3 separate regions of the Homo sapiens genome follow, and all the other regions are linked to region 2. Evidence: chromatin loops called from intact Hi-C (ENCODE). Cell type or tissue: GM12878. All regions are shown on one strand. Each heading gives the region's core, and the rest is flanking DNA. Links, peaks and the distances in the headings are about the cores only.

Region 1 (6,486 bases), core at 1,063-6,062, 460 kb after region 2:
CCATGAGGACCTGAGAGTGGCCAGGCATCGTGGCTCATGCCTGTAATCCCAGCACTTTGGGAGGCTGAGACGGGAGGTTCACTTGAGTCTAGGGGTTCCAAACCATCCTGGGTAACAAAAAAAATGAAAGTAAAATCAGCCAGGCATGGTGGTGTGTGCCTATAGTCCCAGCTACATCTGAGGCTGAGTTGGGAAGATCGCTTGAGGGCAGCCATTGGAGGCTGCAGTGAGCTATCATCATGCCACTGAACTCCAGCCTGGGCAATAGAGCATGACCCAGTCTCCAAAAAAAAAAAAGTATTTGAGAGTATTCCTTCCTCTCCATTCCTTCTTTCCTATGTCCCTACCTGGCGCTTTTTTTTTTTTTTTTTTTTTTGAGACAGAGTCTCGCTCTGTTGCCCAGGCTGGAGTGAAATGGCATGATCTCGGCTCACTGCAACCTGTGCCTCCTGAGTTCAAATGATTCTCCCGCGTCAGCCTCCCGAGTAATTGGGATTACAGGTGCCCAGTACCACGCCTGGCTAATTTTTGTATTTTTAGTAGAGACGGGGGTTTCGCCATGTTGGTCAGGCTGGTCTCGAACTCCTGACCTCAATTGATCCTCCCGCCTCGGCCTCCCAAAGTGCTGGGATTACAGGCTTGAGCCACTGCGTCCAGCTCCTGGTGTCCTCTTTCTTTTTTTAGACGGAGTTTCACTCTGTCGCCAGGCTGGAGTGCAGTGGCCCGATCTCGGCTCACTGCAACCTCCGACTCCCTGTTTCAAGTGATTCTCCTACCTCAGGGTCCCAGGTAGCTGGGATTACAGGCATGTGCCACCACGCCCAGCTAATTTTTGTATTTTTAGTAGAGACGAGGTTTCACCATGTTGGCCAGGATGGTCTTGATCTCCTGACCTCATGATCCACCTGCCTCGGCCTCCCAAAGTGCTGGGATTACAGGCATGAGCCACCGTGCCCGGCCTCCTGGTGTCCTCTTTCTTTGGTGACTTTTTTTTTTTTTGTAAAGAACTAAGAACTCCAATGCTCTCAGCATTACCAATACATGCAAAGGAGGCTATGCTTCTTTTGTAAGTGAGAGAAACTCAGTCTGGCTTTGGAAGCTTGAGCTTTCATTGACCTGAGATATATGCCTTTCACAAGGTGGAAAACAAATGTTCCTAAAAGCAATAACATTACTTGACATTTTTGTAGCATTTTTTGTCTTCAAAGCAATTTGTAGACATTAAAGAATAAGCTGTCAGCCCTTCCCAGATAAGAATCATTGCCTAAGTGCTTAGTACAACCCTGTCCTGTTCCTCAGACCTAAACAGTGGGCCCTGCTTATAAACTGTGGCTGAACAAAATGACTTCTTAGGAGGAGAAAACAGAGGGAGGGTGGGGGAATGAACTCAGTTGGAAGGAAGAAAAGAAGACGACCTGCAATTTATCTAGTACATATTGTGAGTCTGGGGTGACAGTTTGGAGAACACTAGGGCTTCAGCCTGGCTCTGTGCCTGTTGCCCAGGCTGGAGTGCAGTGGCACAATCTCGGCTCACTGCAACCTCCACCCCCCAAATTCAAGCAATTCTCCTGCCTCAGCCACCTGAGTAGCTGGGATTACAGGCACGTGCCAAAATGCCTGGCTAATTTTTTTGTGTTTTTAGTAGAGGCAGAGTTTCACCATGTTGGCCAGGCTAGTCTCAAACTCCTGACCTCAGGTGATCCACCCACCTTGGCCTCCAAAAGTGCTGGGATTATAGGTGTGAACCACCGCGCCAGGACTCTTCCTTTCTTTCCTTTTTATCTATTTTTTTTTTTTGCGCGGGGAGGGGAGGCGGTGCAGTGGTGAGATCATAGCTCACTGCAGCCTTGAACTCCTGGGCTCAAGCGATCCTCCTGCCTCAGCCTCCTATGTCGTTAGGACTACAGGCATGCACCAGCATGTCTGGCTAATTTGTCTTTAAAAAAAAAAAACAACTTTTTTTAGAGACAGGGTCTTACTATGTTGCCAGTATCATTTTATTTTGGTTTTCTTTGATTAAAAAAAAAAAAAAGACGCACCTGAATGCATTCTCTCTTTAGGTCATTCATGCCAGACTTTTTGCCTAACCGTATAACTTTTAGCTATTTCTTCACTACATTTTTGTTACGATGTCTTAGATTTCTGTTCCTCAATCTTTTTGTTTGTTTGTTTTTGAGATGGAATCTTGCTGTTTCAGGCTGAAGTGCAGTGGCACAATCTTGGCTCACTGCAACCTCTGCCTCCCAGGTTCAAGTGATTCTCCTGCCTCAGCCTCCCAAATCGTGGGGATTACAGGTGCGCACCACCACACCTGGCTAATTTTTTGTAGTTTTGGTAGAGACGGGGTTTCACCATGTCGGCCAGGCTGGTCTTGAACTCCTAACCTCAAGCAATCTACCTAACACGGCCTCCGAAAGTGCTGGGATTACAGGCATGAGCCACCATGCACGGCCTAGTCCTCAAGCATCTTTCTTTTTTTTTCTTTTTTGGAGACAGAATCTCACTCCGCTGCCAGGCTGGAGTGCAGTGGCGTGATCTCAGCTCACTACAACCTCTGCCTCCCGGGTTCAAGCAATTCGCCTGCCTCAGCCTCCCGAGTAGCTGGGACTACAGGAATGCACCACCGTGCCCGGCTAATTTTTTGTATTTTAGTAGAGACAGGGTTTCACCATGTTGGCCAGGATGGTCTCGATCTCCTGACCTTGTGATCTGCCCGCCTCGGCCTCCCAAAGTGCTGGGATTACAGGCGTGAGCCACCGTGCTCAGCTGTATCTTTCTAAGGTGTATACATACCTGCACTGTGTGTGAGTGGTAAGTTTACCGTGATTTATTCTTTCCTTAGCATGAGCCAAGGACAACATGTGAATAAAACAATGTTTAGATCCTGCTACAGGGAAGGTTTTGGGAAAGTCAACATCTTTGGGGAGCAGTTTCGTCATCTGTCAAAAAAGAAAAGAAGGGACTGGGCGTGGTGGCTCACACCTGCAATCCCAGCACTTTGGGAGGCTGAGGTGGATGGATCACCTGAAGTCAGGAGTTTGAGACCAGCCATGGTCAACATGGCGAAACCCCGTCTCTACTAAATATATATATATATTTTTTTCTTGACTCTGTTAAAAAGAACGTGCCTTTCATATACTGTACAGAAGTCTGCCAAGCAGAATGATTGACAATAGCTACCATTTGTCTGTGGTCTGTGACGTGCAGTGCACTACGCTACAGGTTTATGAGTTATCTCACTTAACGGACTCCAGAAAACTCTTCTTACCCTTTGCAGGTAACAAACTTAGTCAAAAAAACTGTCACATAAGGTTTCTGCTTGTTTTTTAACGATCCTCAATCATCAAAAAGAGAAATGGTTGAGATGAGAAAACCTTACGAACTCAGAAAATGCAAATCAAATGAGACTCTTGAAAACAAAACTGGCAAAGCGTGCTGTCTCCAGGAGGCCCATGCGACATGACACCACCTGCAGGACAAAGCACATATTTACCCCAACCCTTCAAAGGCAACTGCAGCAGCGTCTTCTCTTCAGAAGGAAGGACTGCAGGGACACGCTGAGGAAGCACACAGGTTTCCATTTTCTGAATTCAAGCACAAGCCTGAGGTACCTCAAAGAAAGAACAAATGCCAGTAAAATAAAAGGACGATTCAAAACTTAAGAGCTGGGCGCGGTGGCTCACGCCTGTAATCCCAGCACTTTGGGAGGCCGAGGCGGGCGGATCTCTTGAGGCCAGGAGTTTGAGATCAGCCTGACTAACATAGTGAAACCCCATCTCTACTAAAAACACAAAAATTAGCTGGATGTGGTGATGCATACCTGTAATCTCAGCTACTCAGGAGGCTGAGGCAGGAGAATTGCTTGAACCCAAGAGGCAGAGGTTGCAGTGAGCTCAGATCGTGCCACTGTATTCCAGCCTGGGAGATAGAGTGAGACTCTGTCTTAAAACAGAAGTAATTTTTAGGCAGGCATAAATTATACTGGGCTTTAGGAGAATATTTCCTGCATAGTATCCTATATTTCCTGATATTAACATCAGGAAAATCAACTAAAATTAAATACACTAAGTAAACAATGCACAAAAATCACATTTTAGAAAGTGACCTGGGAGTTGAAGTCCAGTTTCCCCAGGAAAATGTGCGCAAAAGTGTAATGAGAATTGTACAGTTTATGAACTCTCTGCCAAATTTTGCTTGGGTCTTTTTATTTTATATAGTCTGAATATAGTTTTCTTTTTTGTGGGGGATGGAGGCTCGCTCCGTCACCCAGGCTGGAGTGCAGTGGTGCAATCTCAGCTCACTGCAACCTCCGCCTCCCAGGTTCAAGTCATTCTTCTGCCTCAGCCTCCCAAGTAGCTGGGACTACAGGCGCCCACCACCACACCCAGCTAATTTTTGCATTTTTAGTAGAGATGGCATTTCACCATATTGGTCAGACTGGTCTTGAATTCCTGATCTTAGATGATCTGCCGGTCTCGGGCTCCCAAAGTGCTGGGATTACAGGCATGAGCCACCACATCCAGCCTAGTCTGAATGTTTTCAATTGGTATCAAATATATTTACTTTTTTTTTGGCTTGGTAAAATGCCATCTTGACAAAGCCAGCTTCCAGAGCTAAACTTAAAATCAACCCTTGATACTAAATCCATCATAGGTGGATAGGCACCTGTAAGCAGTTTAAAAAAACAAAAGTATTTCTGAAGTACCTGTACATTAAACAGTTGAGGCCAGGGGCGGCGGCTCACACCTGTAATCCCAGCACTTTGGGAGGTCGAGGCAAGCAGATAACCTGAGGTGAGCAGTTCAAGACAAGCCCCATCAACATGGAGAAACCTCATCTCTACTTAAAATAAAAAATTAGCTGGGCATGGTGCCACATGCCTGTAATCCCAGCTACTCAGGAGGCTGAGGCAGGAGAATCGCTTGAACCCAGGAGACAGAGGTAGCGGTGAGCCAAGATGGCACTATTGCACTCCAGCCTCGGCAACAAGAACAAAACTCCATCTCAAAAACAAACAAAAAAACAACTGGCCCCACAAATGGCAATTGAGGCCAGACACAGTGGCTCACACCTGTAATCCTAGCAGTTTGGAAGGCTGACGCAGGAGGATTGCTTAAGGCCAGGAGTTTGAGATCAGTATGGGCAACACAGGGAAACCCCATCTCTACTACTTAAAAAAAAGAAAAAAAGGGCATCTGATGTACTGAATACAAAGATCAAGTACTGAGGACGAAGATTACCACCGGATACCACGTCGGGCAGGTACCCTGGGAAATTGTGATGTCTGTATCCTTCAAATTGCTTGGTGATGTCAACTAATACAGAAAGAGCTCTTAGTAGAATGTCTGGCACATCATAAAGCCTCGGTAAATTAGGCACAATTGATATCATCACTTAAAAATGGTGGCCTTTTAAAAACGCCACATGGCAAAACCCCATCTCTACAAAAAAATACAAAAATCAGCTGGGCGTGGTGGTGTGCACCTGTAGTCCCAGTTACTCAGGAGGCTGAGGCAGGACTGCCTGAGTCCAGGAGATTGAGGCTGCAGTGAGCTGTGATTGTGCCACTGCACCCCAGACTGGGCAACAGAACAAGACTGTCCCTAAACAAAACAGGGCGGGCGTGGTGGCTCACACCTATAATCCCAGCACTTTGGGAGGCCAAGGTGGGCAAATCACTTGAGGATCAGGAGTTCCAGACCAGCCTGGCCAACACGGTGAGACCCTACCTCTACTAAAAATATAAAACTCAGCTGGGTGTGGTGGCATGCACCTGTAATCCCAGCTACTTGGGAGCCTGAGGCAGGAGAATCGCTTGAACCAGGAGGTGGAGGTTGCAGTGAGCCGAGATCGCACCAGTGCACTCCAGCATGGGCGACACAGCGAGACTGTCTCAAAAAATTAAAATTAAAATAAATAAATAAAATAATGACTCGGTAGAAAAGCAACGTATTTCATAGAAAGCATTTTATTATCAGAACAGTATGGTTTTCCTATGTTTAAGATCTATTTATTATGTTATTTTTACAAGTAGCAAAGTCCCTCCGTTTTTTTCCCCAGGTGAATGTACATGAATATAAAAAGTGGCTGATGTCCACACTGCTCGGCCCACCCGCATCAGGGTCGGCAGGAAGTTGCGGCTGATGAGCAGCTCCCGGAGCGGTGGGGCGGGGCCTCCTCTTCTCCAGTTCCAGTACGCTCATCAGTCGTCCTCCTGCTGATTTCTCTTCTGTCAAAGAAAACCAAGGGGATGTTAAAATAGCACATGCTCCTTGGGATATCTGCTCAGCAGGTGTAATTTTCTAGAGGTCTTGGCAAAGGATGTAATTAAAAATTGTCATGGAAAACCATGCTTTAATTCATTAAACTAGTTTATCACTTTGACTCCTGAGCAAATTATCCTCAGGTATTTGAGTATTTTCTTCTCTTTCTTCCATACATACAAAAACTCCTACACAGAAATCCACACAAAAATATAAATATTCA
Region 2 (6,486 bases), core at 592-5,591:
TTTGTATTTTTAGTGAGACAGGGTTTCATCATGTTGGCCAGGCTGGTCTCTAACTCCTGACCTCGTGATCCGCCTGCCTTGGCCCCCCAAAGTGCTGGGATTACAGGCGTGAGCCACCGCACCTGGCCTTAATGCACCTATTTATAAATATATAAATATACTTTTTATTTTAAAATTATAATTAAAAATATAAATATACTTTTAAACCTCTCTGGGCTGGGAGCATGTAAGTGTACTGTTCCATTTTGCACAGGGGTGCATGTTTTGGGGACTATGCCATGTATGAAGGTAGACGGTTGTCTGGATTCATATTCTAAAGATATAATATGTCTATGCCTACGGGGGTGGGGGGTGACGGTGGGGTCGGTCAGCAGGGTGACCATGGATAAGAGACTTAGAGAAGCCCACCACCTTCCAAGTCAGCAGCCCCTCCACAGGACCACTGGGAAAGCAGAGTCCTGGCTACATGCCGTGACCATGGGCTGTGGCAGGGATGTCCTTACAGTGGAGGTGAGGGTTCCAGACCAGCTATCACAGCCTGATGGTACCAGCTGTCAACATAACCCCGTTCCCTCCTCCTGCTCTGATCCCATCCATCCAAGCGATCTTCTGATTACAGTTTGCCTTTCTAAGTATTTTTGCCCTAAAGGGGAAAGACGATGCTACTTAGCCAACATGAGCCCACTGGATAATTATACATTTTATTATGAATCAATAATACTGGCATTCTGTCTCTGTTGAGGGATTCTGTTCCAACAAAAGCATCCACACTTGGTGTGTTGACAAACCAGCTGAAGTCTAGATGCTGGGCTGTGGGGCATCCATCCAGGTGAATGCCACTTGTTGGGGGCCCTGCTTCCATGGCCACCTGCCCTTCCCCACATCTGACCACATCCTAACAAACATCTGCAACTGAAGGGAGGACATGTAGGGGTCCCCCAATCCTCCTTTCTTCCTTTCTCCCTGCTCAGATTTCTACAAACATGGATCCTAGTCCGCATTCCCTCCCTGTTTCTTTTTGGTTTTTGATCTGACCAATAAGCCACCAGTGAACAACTGTGTACCGTGCCGACAGAGAGACCATTCCGGCCTCAAATGTCATTGCTGTGAGAAGCCAGTTAGCAATGGGCACCCCTGGAATTCGTGGGAGCAAAGTTAACCCAATGCTGCACTTCACCAACCTCAGGGTAAAACGCAACTCATGGAAACCTCAAAGCTGAAACAGGACTTAGATAAACTAAAGGCATCGTCCACAAGTTGCCTATCATTTGACTTCTTAAAAGCAGCACTCACTTGGTGAAACCCTGTTACTACTAAAAATACAAAAAATTAGCCGGGCCTGGTGGCGTGCGCTTGTAATCCCAGCTACTCAGGAGGCTGAGGCAGGAGAATCGCTTGAACCTGGAAGGCAGAGGTTGCAGTGAGCCAAGGTGGCGCCATTGCACTCCAGCTTGGGCAACAAGAGCAAAACTCCATCCCAAAAAAAAAAGGGAGGCACCCACTTAACAGAAACTCTAAGGAGATCTGAAATAGGTACCATGCCTCCGGGAATGTCAAAACCATCTTTTCCATGGAGAAGTATATATTTTTTACATGCTCATGCCTCCCTCCTTTCACAGAGGGTGGGCTCTGAGGCTCTCCCAGGTATGGAACTGACAATGAAGCTGGCTGCTGCTAAGCTCAGTACCCTCCCCTTCGCTGCTTTACTTTTCTCATCAGTACAGGGGTGTGTGTGTAGGCGGGGGAGATAATAGAGTCTAATTCTCTGAGCCTGATAATCCTACAGCTGAATCTTCCCCTCCGTTATGGACTGAATGTTAGTCTCCCCTACCCCTAAATACACACGAAACCCTAACCCCCAGTATGATGGTATTAGGAGATGGAGCCTTTGGGAGACGATCAGGTTAGATGATGTCAAACAAATGGGGCCCCCAGGATGCGATTAGTGTCCCTATAAGAAGAGACGCCAGAGCCCTCTTTTTGTCCACCATGTGAGAACACAGTGAGAAGGAGGCCGTCTGCAAACCAGGAAGAGAGCCCTCACCAGGAAGTGAATCAGCCACCACCTTGCTCTGGAACTTCCACCCTCCAGAACTGTGAGAAATACACATCCACATTGAAGCTGCCCAGTCTACAGCGTTCTGTTGTAGCAATTCCAGCTAAGACACCCTTCTTCACCCTGTGTGCCCCTCCATGGCGCTGCTGCAGGCTGGCTTGGTATTATAGTTATGTGTGCGCCTGTCCTAGCTGTGAGTACTCTAGACACAGGGCTGCATCCTGACATTCCTGAACCTGCAACACTGACCCCAGCAGTGTGACGCTTCCAAAAACATCAGCTCCTATTGTCCCTGGAGAGCTTCAGTTGAAGGAGAGCGGAGCTTCCCTTAGGGTGGCCCTCAAGCTTCTTGGTGAAGTTCTTAAAAGCATCTTCCACATCTGCTATGTCCTTTGTACCTGATAAAATGCACAAATCAGCAAATAAACCTACTCTGCCCCTCAAAAGCATCAATCAACAAAGCTAACAGAGGAACAGCTGATACATTTGCCGATCACATTTTCCACTGAAAAACTTAGGAGAAACCTGATCTGTTGGTAGGGCACACAGAAAATCTGAAATTACGTCTGAGAAAAACATTTTACCTTTATGGGAGGTATACATCTAAATAGAAATATAAGGACAGAATTTTATTTTGGACCAAGTTATTTTTCATGGCATATTGAAAAACGAACGTTTGATCATCACTGCTGTCAATGTTGCCTTCATTCTAGACTAGCACTGGTGTTTCTGTAAAAACAGGGTGTAGACAGAGTAGATATTTAGATCTGCTAGAAAGGACAGAGACCAAAGTGGTGTGAGGACTCCGGCTCCGGGCCAGAGCGTCCTTCCCTGCCTCATATTAACAGGGAACGCAATGACATTCACCTCTTCTTATGAGAATGCAGAATATTTTACCTGGCACTGCTCTCTCTGAAAAGAGCAGCAAGCAGTACCAAGAAGCAGCAAATACCCTGGCAGATGATTTTAGGATCTCCATACTCTGACAAAGAAAAATATAAATGAACATAAAATGTAAAACATTCTGAAACTCCAAAAGGCAGGAATGAAGGGAATACGTGAGAGCTCTTCCAACGATGCATTCTCATGCATATTTATCTACAAGACAGCCTGCTGAGTTCATTACTGTCTATCACAGAGGGACTGAATTTCCTTTGCCTTTAAATGCCTGTCCCCTAAAGCAAGGTTCAGTTTCTCGCTCTGTGTTTTCCCCCTTAGCCTGCAGGTGGCGCCCCCGTTCCAGTCCCCTATGACCACTGCTGAAAATGGCTAGATCTTGGATTCCTCAGAAACAAGTTCTTGCCACATCACCTTATGCGACTGAAACAGGCGGTTTTCTCTTTTGCTTTTAGCCAGAACCCAACTGTTCCTGGAATCACAGGGCCAGAAGACTTGATTAAGCTGAAATTAATACCAAGAAATAGAAGGGGAGAAAAAGAGGACAGACTTTCATGACTGGGAGCTCTATCCAACAACAGGCTTATGTGGGAGGTGGATTTTGACTGCATGATGAAATACACAAGCAATACATTCAAAACCTTAATCCACCCAGCAAAGATCCATGGTATATAGTCTGAACAAGTTGATGAAAACTCCAATAGTGATTGATCAAATGTCAAAGGCAACAGACATTTGGATAACTTTTTATATACCCTGGTGTACACTCGGAGGTACATATCGCCGGTGGGGTTGTGTTCAGCCTGGATGTCTTTGTTTATATACCAGAGGTTCTGCTGTGTGATTAGTTATTTGTTCTTAGTGGAATACAGTGTAGGTCTTTACACACTCCCCCTCTTGCCTGGGTCCTGACTCCTAAGGTTGCATTTTCACTGGGAAAGGTTGGATCGCATTCTGGGCAGCAGCAGGTGGCTGAATCCAAGCTTGCTGGTGGCAAATTATCCTGGCCCCCATCCCACAACTTGCAGGACCTGAGCCCGAAAGAAGTCTGTACACCTGGTCTCTCAAGCCACTGTCAAGAGGGCTAAAAACTTTGACGTACAAAAGACTGTATCGAAGGCATTTGTTTCTTCTCTGTCTTTGTCACTAATCTGTGGGCTCTTTATTTTTCATGTTCATATTTTCCATAGCTCATGTCATTTCTAGCATATAATAGATGCTCAATAAACATGTACGGAATGAATGACAGGGTACAGCCAAATTACCGAAAGTTATCAAGACACTGTCCAGAAATACTCTGGTGGCAGTAGTGTGTTACTTACAACGTAAATCAATGTCATTACGTCGGGATCCAGCTGTTGTGCCCATTTACAGAAATATACTTTAGGTTCTAAGTGGGAAAATTAAAGAAGAAGTTAAGTGTCTGTGAAGCTGATAGTTACAAACGGTAACACTTAATTTTCTTCTGAAAGATGATATACTGCTCTAAGCATTTATATAGTATTTCATTTAATCCTCATGACAATCTCTGAGGTAAATACAACTATGATCACATTTTAGAGGAAACTGAGGCACAGAAAAGTTAAGAAGTTTGCTCAAAGTCACACGGTAACTTGAAGAGTCAGGATGCAAACCTATGCAGTCTGACTCCAGAGCTGGGGAAACAAAAACAAGAAACTGCAGGCATCGACTCTGCGTCCTTCAATTCCCTTCCTACTGGCTTTTTATCAAAGGTAATCTTTCCTTAGACATTTCCCAACTGCTAAATATGCCTACAATCCACCAGCTACCACATAATAAAAAAGTTAAACAAAGTAACAAAACTCAGCAGAAATACTTTGAAGCTGATTAAATCATAAATTTGAATGTTTTCCCGAGGCAGTAAGTAAATAGATATTTTCATGGATGTTGCTACAGAGAGGAAACTGAATCACTCCATAATCCTACAGCTATACAAGATATCGGGTGACAGATTAAAACACACAGGCCCTCCTCTCCACCTCTATGTACCTAGAGCACTAAGTTTCCTTTTCTTGTGAAAAAGCTTCTTGCTGTTTCTGAGTTTGCAGACTCTTAGCTTTGGGCTGTCTCAATACTAGATATTTTTATTCCCCTAAGATTTCAGAATGCATTCAGTTCTTTGTATCTGTCATATTTTCATTTTCCCTCCTTAGACTCTGCATTGCAAAGTCCTTTCCATTTGCGAGTTTGTTTCAACAATGGCAAAGAGGTGGGGACAGCTGGTGCCTTCTGCAGCCACTGTCTCCCTTTACCAAGAAAAAAAAAAAAATCCTCCAACCACGGCCTTAGCACTCCTCACATTTTCTCAGCCAAGAATTTTCTCAGCTACAATGTATTCCATCTTTACAAGCCCACAAGGCCTTTTTGTTTTTTTCTAATTTTCCATTTATATAACTGTGGAGGCTCCAAGCTCCAAGTCGGCTTTCCCAGAGCCTCCACAAAGAGGTTCTCACCCGCCCCCCACATAGGTGACTCACCCAGGAGGAAGGTCTGACAAGGAGGAAAGATGTCTGAGGCTTGGACCTGGGTAGCCACCTTCTGCCAAAAGATCTGTGCCCCCCACTCCCATGCCACAGTTCAGGCCCCAGGGCATGGGTGCCTGCTCCCTTGGCTGAGACTCGAACTGGGATGCCGTTAAGAGATGCAACTCCGGGTCGGGCGTGGTGGCTCACTGACTTCAAGTGATCCTCCTGCCTCGGCCTCTCAAAGTGCTGGGATTACAGATATGAGCCACCACGCCTGGCCTAATGGGATCATTGAAAACAAGCCCCACTACATCAAACAAGTCATCCATATTTAATAACCAATAATATCGTAGATTAGGAAGATCCTATTACCAAAGAGTCCCTAACAACCTCAAAATGAATAGAAGAAAACAGCCCACCTGTCCAAAAGGCCATGATGCTTATACTGTCTTGGGAGTTAATATCTGTAATTCAAGGAAACTGGCACTTTTAAAGAGGATAGGGACATGCAAATTATATTACAGGCAAAGCGTCAACTCTTTTGCTGAGGCCGTCTGAAGCTTTATAGAAACAAGTGCAAAAGTATATTATGGAGCTTAATGAAAAAATAAATTGTGTTTACGTGATCTTAATCACAGTTTTATTATTCTATATTGAGATCCAGCTGGGATCAGGGATTGGGTGGCAAGAAGGGAAGGGGGAGTGCACAGCATATGCGTTACTCTTCCTCTGCTTCTGTGCCCATCAGATGGAGTTACGGCGCTTCCTTCTTCTCCTTCCCTCCCTCCCATCACCACCCAAACTCCATCTCTTTCATAAACAGCATGTAAACGTATCAGTCGCCACTGGGACTTTAAGAACGTCTCCCAGGCATAAGCTGGGAGTGCACTGTCATTGCAGGATACTAGCCCCACAGCACAGGTGGCAGAGTGCAAGAGGTGCATACGTGGAACCTCTGGGGGGACTATTAAGGCCCTCACTAAAACCACTGTGTGTGCAGCACTAAATAAAATGTATTGTGTTGTAGAAATGTATTCTGACCTTTAG
Region 3 (6,486 bases), core at 661-5,660, 500 kb after region 2:
AAGAGAATCGCTTGAACCCAGAGGTTGCACTGAGCTGAGATCGTGCCACTGCACTCCAGCCTGGGAGACAGAGTGAGACCCTGCCTCAAAAAAAAAAAAAAAAAGAAAAAAAAAGAAATACAAACTATAGGATCCCATTAAAAAAATCTGTATATAGGTAGAGATAGATGTATTTATATTATATTTATCTATAGATAGAATTCTAGAAATATAATAACCAATTGTGGCAAGATCATGAGTGCTTTTGTTTTTGTTTGTTTTGAGATGGAGTCTCGCTCTGTCGCCCAGGCTACAGTGCAGTGGCACGCAATCTCGGCTCACTACAAACTCCGCCTCCCGGGTTCAAGCCATTCTCCTGCCTCAGCCTCCCGAGTAGCTGAGACTATAGGCACGTGCCACCACGCCCGGCTAATTTTTTGTATTTTTAGTAGAGACGGGGATTCACTATATTGGCCAGGCTGGTCTTGAACTCCTGACCTCAGGTGATCCACCTGTCTTGGCCTCCCAAAGTGCTGGGAATCCCAGGCGTGAGCCACCGCGCCCGGCCATGAGAGCTTTTATATTTCCTGTTTTTATTTAGCTGTAATCCCTAATTTTGCTTTTCTATGATAAATATTTATCAGTTTTATAATAGAAAAAAAATTACTGAAATGTTTAATGGGCAGAGACGCAGGAAGTCCTTAACATTTTCAGATATTCATTATACACCATTTTCTATAAAGGGAAAAGAAAGATTTGCTTTAACAGGTCATTTTGGCAATATGAAATAGCTTTGTTATATGGAGCTATGATTTATAATAGTACTATAAGTAATGGAATTTCATCTATAGAGAAATTTGCACAAATACTGAAACTATTGACATGAGAGAATAAGAGATACTTACGGCTGAGTGAAGTCACGAGTGATGAAATCGGAACTCTTGAAAAGCAGAAAGATGTCGCTGAGGGTTTTACATTTCAGAGAACTATTCATTGCTATCCAATACGCATCCTAAAGAATGAAGCACATGCTATTTAGTCCATATTCCATGTTGGCTGCTATGAATGCTCAGGCCTATAACAAAATCAATAATGCATATCACTTCAAGGGTTTAAGGAAGAAAGTCAAGTAAATTTAAGCAGTACTGTCAAATGTTAAATTATGCTTAACAACAAAAAGCGTCACCACTGCATTTCAGACACTTGGTTATGAACACTGAGATGTCAGGGTCCTCACATTTCAGCCCAGGCCTAAGTACTTCCCAGTGTTTTTCTTACTGATAATAGAAGAGAAGAAAATGAGGTATCAGAAACATCGACATTTTGGCTACAAGATTAAGGTAGTAAAGAAATAGCCTGACCAGCTACTCTCCAAGAAAAGAGAGATCAATTTCCACTCTTCCCGTTTCTGGGGAGTGGCAGCCAAACACTTGAACTTTGGCGGCTGGAGCAGTTACACCCCACGTCTATCAAATCTGAAAGAGAAGGAGGTGAGCTATTCTGAACCACTACAACTTTAAATGGTGAATGTCTCATACATAAGAACAAAAGATGGGAAGGCAAATGCAAAGCAGGCACAAAGCTCAGTGGAACATGCCTAAAAATTACAGAATAATTAAGTCATTTAAAAAATACAACTCTCCCACAGACAGATCAGACACAGGATATAACAGAATTTTGAGAAAACTAACAGTTGCAAACCACTATCCAGTTATCCACACTACATGGAAGAAAAGTACTAAAATATTTGAAAACAGCTACCTCTGGGGAGTAGGAAATGGTGAAGTAAAATAGGTGTCAAGACCTGCTGATTTTCATGGCAAGCTTCCAAATCTATTTGAAATTTTAAATTCTGTACATGTAGAGTATAATTAATTTTTAGAAGTAAAAACAAAAAAGAAAAAATAATAAAAGTAAAAACAAAACTTAGATTAAGTACAAATTATCATTCATTTTAGAATAAAAAAGGCATGAGATAACTTTTGAAATTACAAATAGGTCTCTGATTCCTTAAATAAGCTTTGCTAATACAAAACTGTTTTCTATTGGATTAAAACAACTAACGGATTTTTCCACAGGCCTTAACTTTTATAAAAATCTTGTCAATGCAGTATTAAAATAATAAGACACAATTTAAGAAAAGATCAGTTGACTTCTCCAACCACTCTATTTCTATAGCCTATGACACTATTACTTTTTTTATTTTTATTACTTTTCAACAAAGAAAAATTTCTCTGTTAAACTGAACAGCTGAAGTTTTGAAAAGGGCAGAGTATGAATTTCCTCAGAATTCAAAAACAATCAGCAACACAAGACGTGGAAACTACCTTTTGGCAGAATATACAGTATTTCACAGACCCAGGCAAGTGTATAGCAAAATCCGGAAAGTAAAACAGTAGAGGGAAATTAATAATAAATTCCACAGTATTTTTCCTAGAATTAGGAATATAATTAGACCCTCTGTAGGGATATGAAATGAAATAAACAGCAAAACAAAGAATATTCAAACAGTAAGAGAATTACTTATGTGTTCCTACCCTTGGGGCACTCCAATTAAGCTTAGGAAAGACACTGCCCCCGAGGGAATTGATAGCTTCCTGGACTTTAGTGGCAAACTCAGGAAATTCTGGTGCCTACAGAGAGAGAAGAAATCATTGGGCACGTCAATATCATCACAGTATATATATAAAACAAGATCAAAATCTCAAGGTTATAGTTTAGGGTGTTAAAAACAGAATTTAGAATACAAATTACTATCAGAATTTCTGAACCCAGCTAAATAAAATCAGTGATAAAGTACATTTACCAAAAAGAGAAATAAAATAATCAGCTGCTTAAATGGCATTTTCCAGACAATCAAAGCCTGCAAAGCTGAAATGACACAAGTCACTAGGCTTCTGAGGATGTGAGGAAGGAGTGAATGGTTCTCTGTACACCGACATAAAACCAGCATTCATCAAGAGAAAATAGACAGGTGGAATATCACCTGTAGCAATACTCTAGTTGTCAGAAATAACATCCCTACTTGAAGAGCTAGAAGCCCTTCCACTTGCAGGAAGAGTCTTAGCCATATGGTATTCCCCAAAGCCACGGAGAGAATGAAAAATAAATGATGTGGCAAACTGTATTTAAACACTGCTATTTCCAGACAAGTTTTAAAACAAGCAAAACTCAAAATGTGAACCTTAGTCAAGGTAAAACGTTCTTTCCTGTTTGGATGATTTTTAAAATGCATATTTTATATAAGCTAGTGACCAAAACGTTCTGTGTTTGTTTCGACCCGGAAGTGAATAGAAATACTGCTGTTAAACAGGAACTTAAGCCTGATGTCATTATGTCCTGCCTTGAGCCTAGGTCACTATCACAGGAGCTTATGGACATAAGAAAGAAAAAAAGGTAAGTAAGAGAGGGGGAAGTAGGGCCCTCAAGAGACATAAAAAAACAAAAACATTAACAGATTCTCCACGCAGTCATTAATTTTCATTTATACCCTGTAAAGAGGATTGCTGCCCCCTATCGGGCAACTATAAGTTCTGAAAAAATCCAGTAATCAACTTCTTCCCTAGGAAAAAAAAAAGACAGACTACATCTTGAATTAACTAAACTACACATTCCAAGATGACATCAAATAGTTATGTGGATCCCCAAGATCTAACCCAGCTATGCGAGAGAAAAAACTGTGACAAGAGTCTGAGAAAAGACCAAAGAAATGAGTTTTAAAACATGGTCATATATCCCCCAAAACAAGAAACAGCTTTGAGCAAAAGGCTAGGGAATAAAAACGAGAGCTTAAGGTCCAATTAGGCTGCCTTTCTTTCTGTTACAGATAAATCTGACCTCTAGACTGGTTAATAACTATCTATCTTCCACTAGACGACTTCAGCTTAGATACATGAAATGAGACTAGAGTAATTTAGAGAGGTTTTCAAAATGAACAGCAGCACTGAGTCCTTTATTTTCCATTCATCTCTCCCCATCCAAAGCAATTATGATTTATGTGAGGGCATTTCCTTATAATTGCCTGAAGCGGCTGACTTGGCTCCCCTACCGCTCTAGCCATAAACCCCACTTCTGTGAGATGGGCACTGGCAGTATTTCCTATGAACGGCATTGTTGCACAAACTTTACAACGGGAAAGAATTCAACTTTCAAAGACAAAGCAATTTAATTTTCCTATCCCATAAAGCTTGACATCTAAGGATTACTTTTCATGTATGCCTTTTAAAAGATGTGATCAGTCCCCTCAAATCCTCAAAATTATTCAACTTTAGGATAACCTGCCATAAGAATCCTAAAACAAATTTAAATTATAAAAAGTTTATGCACAGTCTTAAGTGGAAGACTATGTACTGTTTACATACAGCACAACCTTCTAGGTTATCTGTTTTTAGCCAGGTCTGTGAGCTACTTTACAACTTGGCAAATTCTAGGTAAGTGATAGTGACATGAACTAATTCTTACGGACAGGCAATTTCTATCTCATCTGGAAGAGGTCCAATTGTCTTTTCTCCCATACTGCAGGGAGGCAAAACCAGTTTTGCCTCATTTACATACTCATTTCAATATTCCTGATCTAAAAATATATCTTTTCTTTGGATTCTCTTTTGAACCAGTTCTAACAATCTGTCTGGTTCCCTCATGAGTTAAATAACATCTTCAACACGCATTAAAGAGTTTTATATGAGTCATGATTTTACCATTTTCTATAAATTATCTATCAAAATCACGGAACTAACACTGACACAATACAGATCTTATTCAAAATTTGCCAAGTGTCCTAGTAACGTCTTCTACAGAAAAAAAAAAAACTGAAACTTTTTTTCTGGTCCAGGCATCCAGTCTAGCCAGAATCATGGACTAAATCTAGTTGTCAGGTCCCTTTAATCTTCTTCAATCTGTGGCAGTTCCTCTCTCTGTTGTTCTTACCATTTATGACCTTGACGTTTTTGAAAAGTTCAGGGCAACTACTCTATACAATTTCTAAAAGTTGAGTCTGTTGGATGTCTCCTCCCAAGCAGACTCAGGCTGCGCAGCTGTGACAGGTGGTGTCCTTCCCATGCATCGTATCAGGAGGCACACATGACAGGTCTGTCCCATCACTGACAAGGTTAATACTGATCACTTGGCTGCCAGGTCTTTGCATTGTAACATTACTATTTTTCTTTGCGCAAACAGTAAGTAATTTGGGTGAAGATACTTAGAAAAGATGGAACTATCCTCTTTCTCACTGTATATTCACCCACTAATTTTAGCATCTATTCAATCAAATATTATTACAATGGTTGCCAAATAGTAATTCCTAATTCCATCATTCCTACTACATGTATTAGTTAGTGCCTTTAGTACTATAAAGACAAGCTTCCTTTTTTCCCCACTTATTTAATCACTTATGTATGTCACTATGGGATCAGCAATTCTTATTTTAGTCAATAGGTCATAACCTATTCTTATACTTCACATAGAGTATCCCTTATCCAAAATGGGTAAGACCAGAAGTGTTTTGGATTTCAGAATATTTGCATATACATAATGGGGATGGGACCCAAATCTAAACACAAAAGTCATTTACGTTTCATATACACCTTATGCACACGGCCTGAAGGTAATTTCATTTTTCCCTTGGGGAGGCTGAATGAGCTGGGTTGTGCACCTGCATTGTGGCTGTACCTGTCACATGAGGTCAGGTGTGGAATTTTCCACTTGTGGTGTCATGTTAGTGCTCGTAAAGTTTTGGGAGCTAAGCATGCTGGCACACACCTGCAGTACCTGCTACTCAGGAAGCTGAAGCAGAAGGATCACTTGAGCCCAGAAGTTTGAGTGCAGCCTGGGCAACACAGTGATAGTCAGTCTTTTTAAAAAGTTTTGGAATTTGGAGCATTTTCAATTTTGAATTTGGGGATTAAGAATACTCAAACTCTATTTGTTATGATGCTCATATTTTTAGACAGTGAGAGCCCAAAGCTAGCTTCTGGCATCTTTTTGTCATGTCACATCATTGTTTCAGCACTTCCACAGTTTCTGGCACAAGTTGTTGCAGGCTCATTTTTACTTTCCCAATCCCAGTCCAGAATATCTCCAAGAAGCTTCAATTTTGTTTAGTGGAGAATGGTATTTAGAAACCAAGATCAAGGCATCAGGCGTGCTCACTGCTACCAGGATGTTACATGTCATTGATTCTAAAACTTCTTAGTGAGCAGAGTTTGGTAAATACACACACACACCTTTATATTATTAATTGCTGTATCTATCATCTATACATATTTATTTTATTTTATTTTATTTTTTGAGACGGAGTCTCTCTCTGTCACCCAGGCTGGAGTGCAGTGGCGCAATCTTGGTTCACTGCAACCTCCACCTCCTGGGTTCAAGCAATTCTCCTGCCTCAGCCTCCCAAGTAGCCGGTATTACAGGCGTCTACCACCATGCCTGGCTAGCTTTTTGTGTTTTTAGTAGAGACGGGGTTTCACCATGTTGGTCCTCAAGTAATCCACCCACCTTGGCCTCCCA

What was found. Peaks named below come from ENCODE experiments on the same cell type or tissue, not always from the same donor. Only the 100,000 strongest peaks of a DNase experiment are listed, where the experiment ranks them.
Region 1: a loop joins it to region 2, with 7 times the contacts of the local background. A loop is called at or near these places in 96 of 110 quality-filtered maps.
Region 3: it touches region 2 in a loop (8-fold over the local background); 35 of 110 quality-filtered maps call a loop at or near these places.

Annotation. Positions count from the first base shown.
Region 1 is chr10:12,250,054-12,256,539 of GRCh38, reverse strand. It overlaps CDC123 (cell division cycle 123), which reads right to left. Exons shown (of 13, transcript NM_006023.3): 13 at 5,951-6,229. The coding sequence ends at 6,203. Among named protein-coding and RNA genes, the nearest start is that of CDC123, 57 kb to the right of the region's middle. In GM12878, for the core only: a CTCF peak has its summit at 3,468 (motif pointing left); a DNase peak (open chromatin) is centred at 3,431.
Region 2 is chr10:12,708,081-12,714,566 of GRCh38, reverse strand. All of the region lies in intron 3 of CAMK1D (calcium/calmodulin dependent protein kinase ID), which reads right to left. Among named protein-coding and RNA genes, the nearest start is that of MIR548Q, 14 kb to the left of the region's middle. In GM12878, for the core only: a CTCF peak has its summit at 3,283 (motif pointing right); a DNase peak (open chromatin) is centred at 3,426; H3K27ac peaks cover 286 bases.
Region 3 is chr10:12,211,866-12,218,351 of GRCh38, reverse strand. It overlaps CDC123 (cell division cycle 123), which reads right to left. Exons shown (of 13, transcript NM_006023.3): 5 at 2,517-2,612; 6 at 885-991. Among named protein-coding and RNA genes, the nearest start is that of CDC123, 19 kb to the right of the region's middle. In GM12878, for the core only: a CTCF peak has its summit at 3,493 (motif pointing left); no DNase peak of the experiment used is centred there.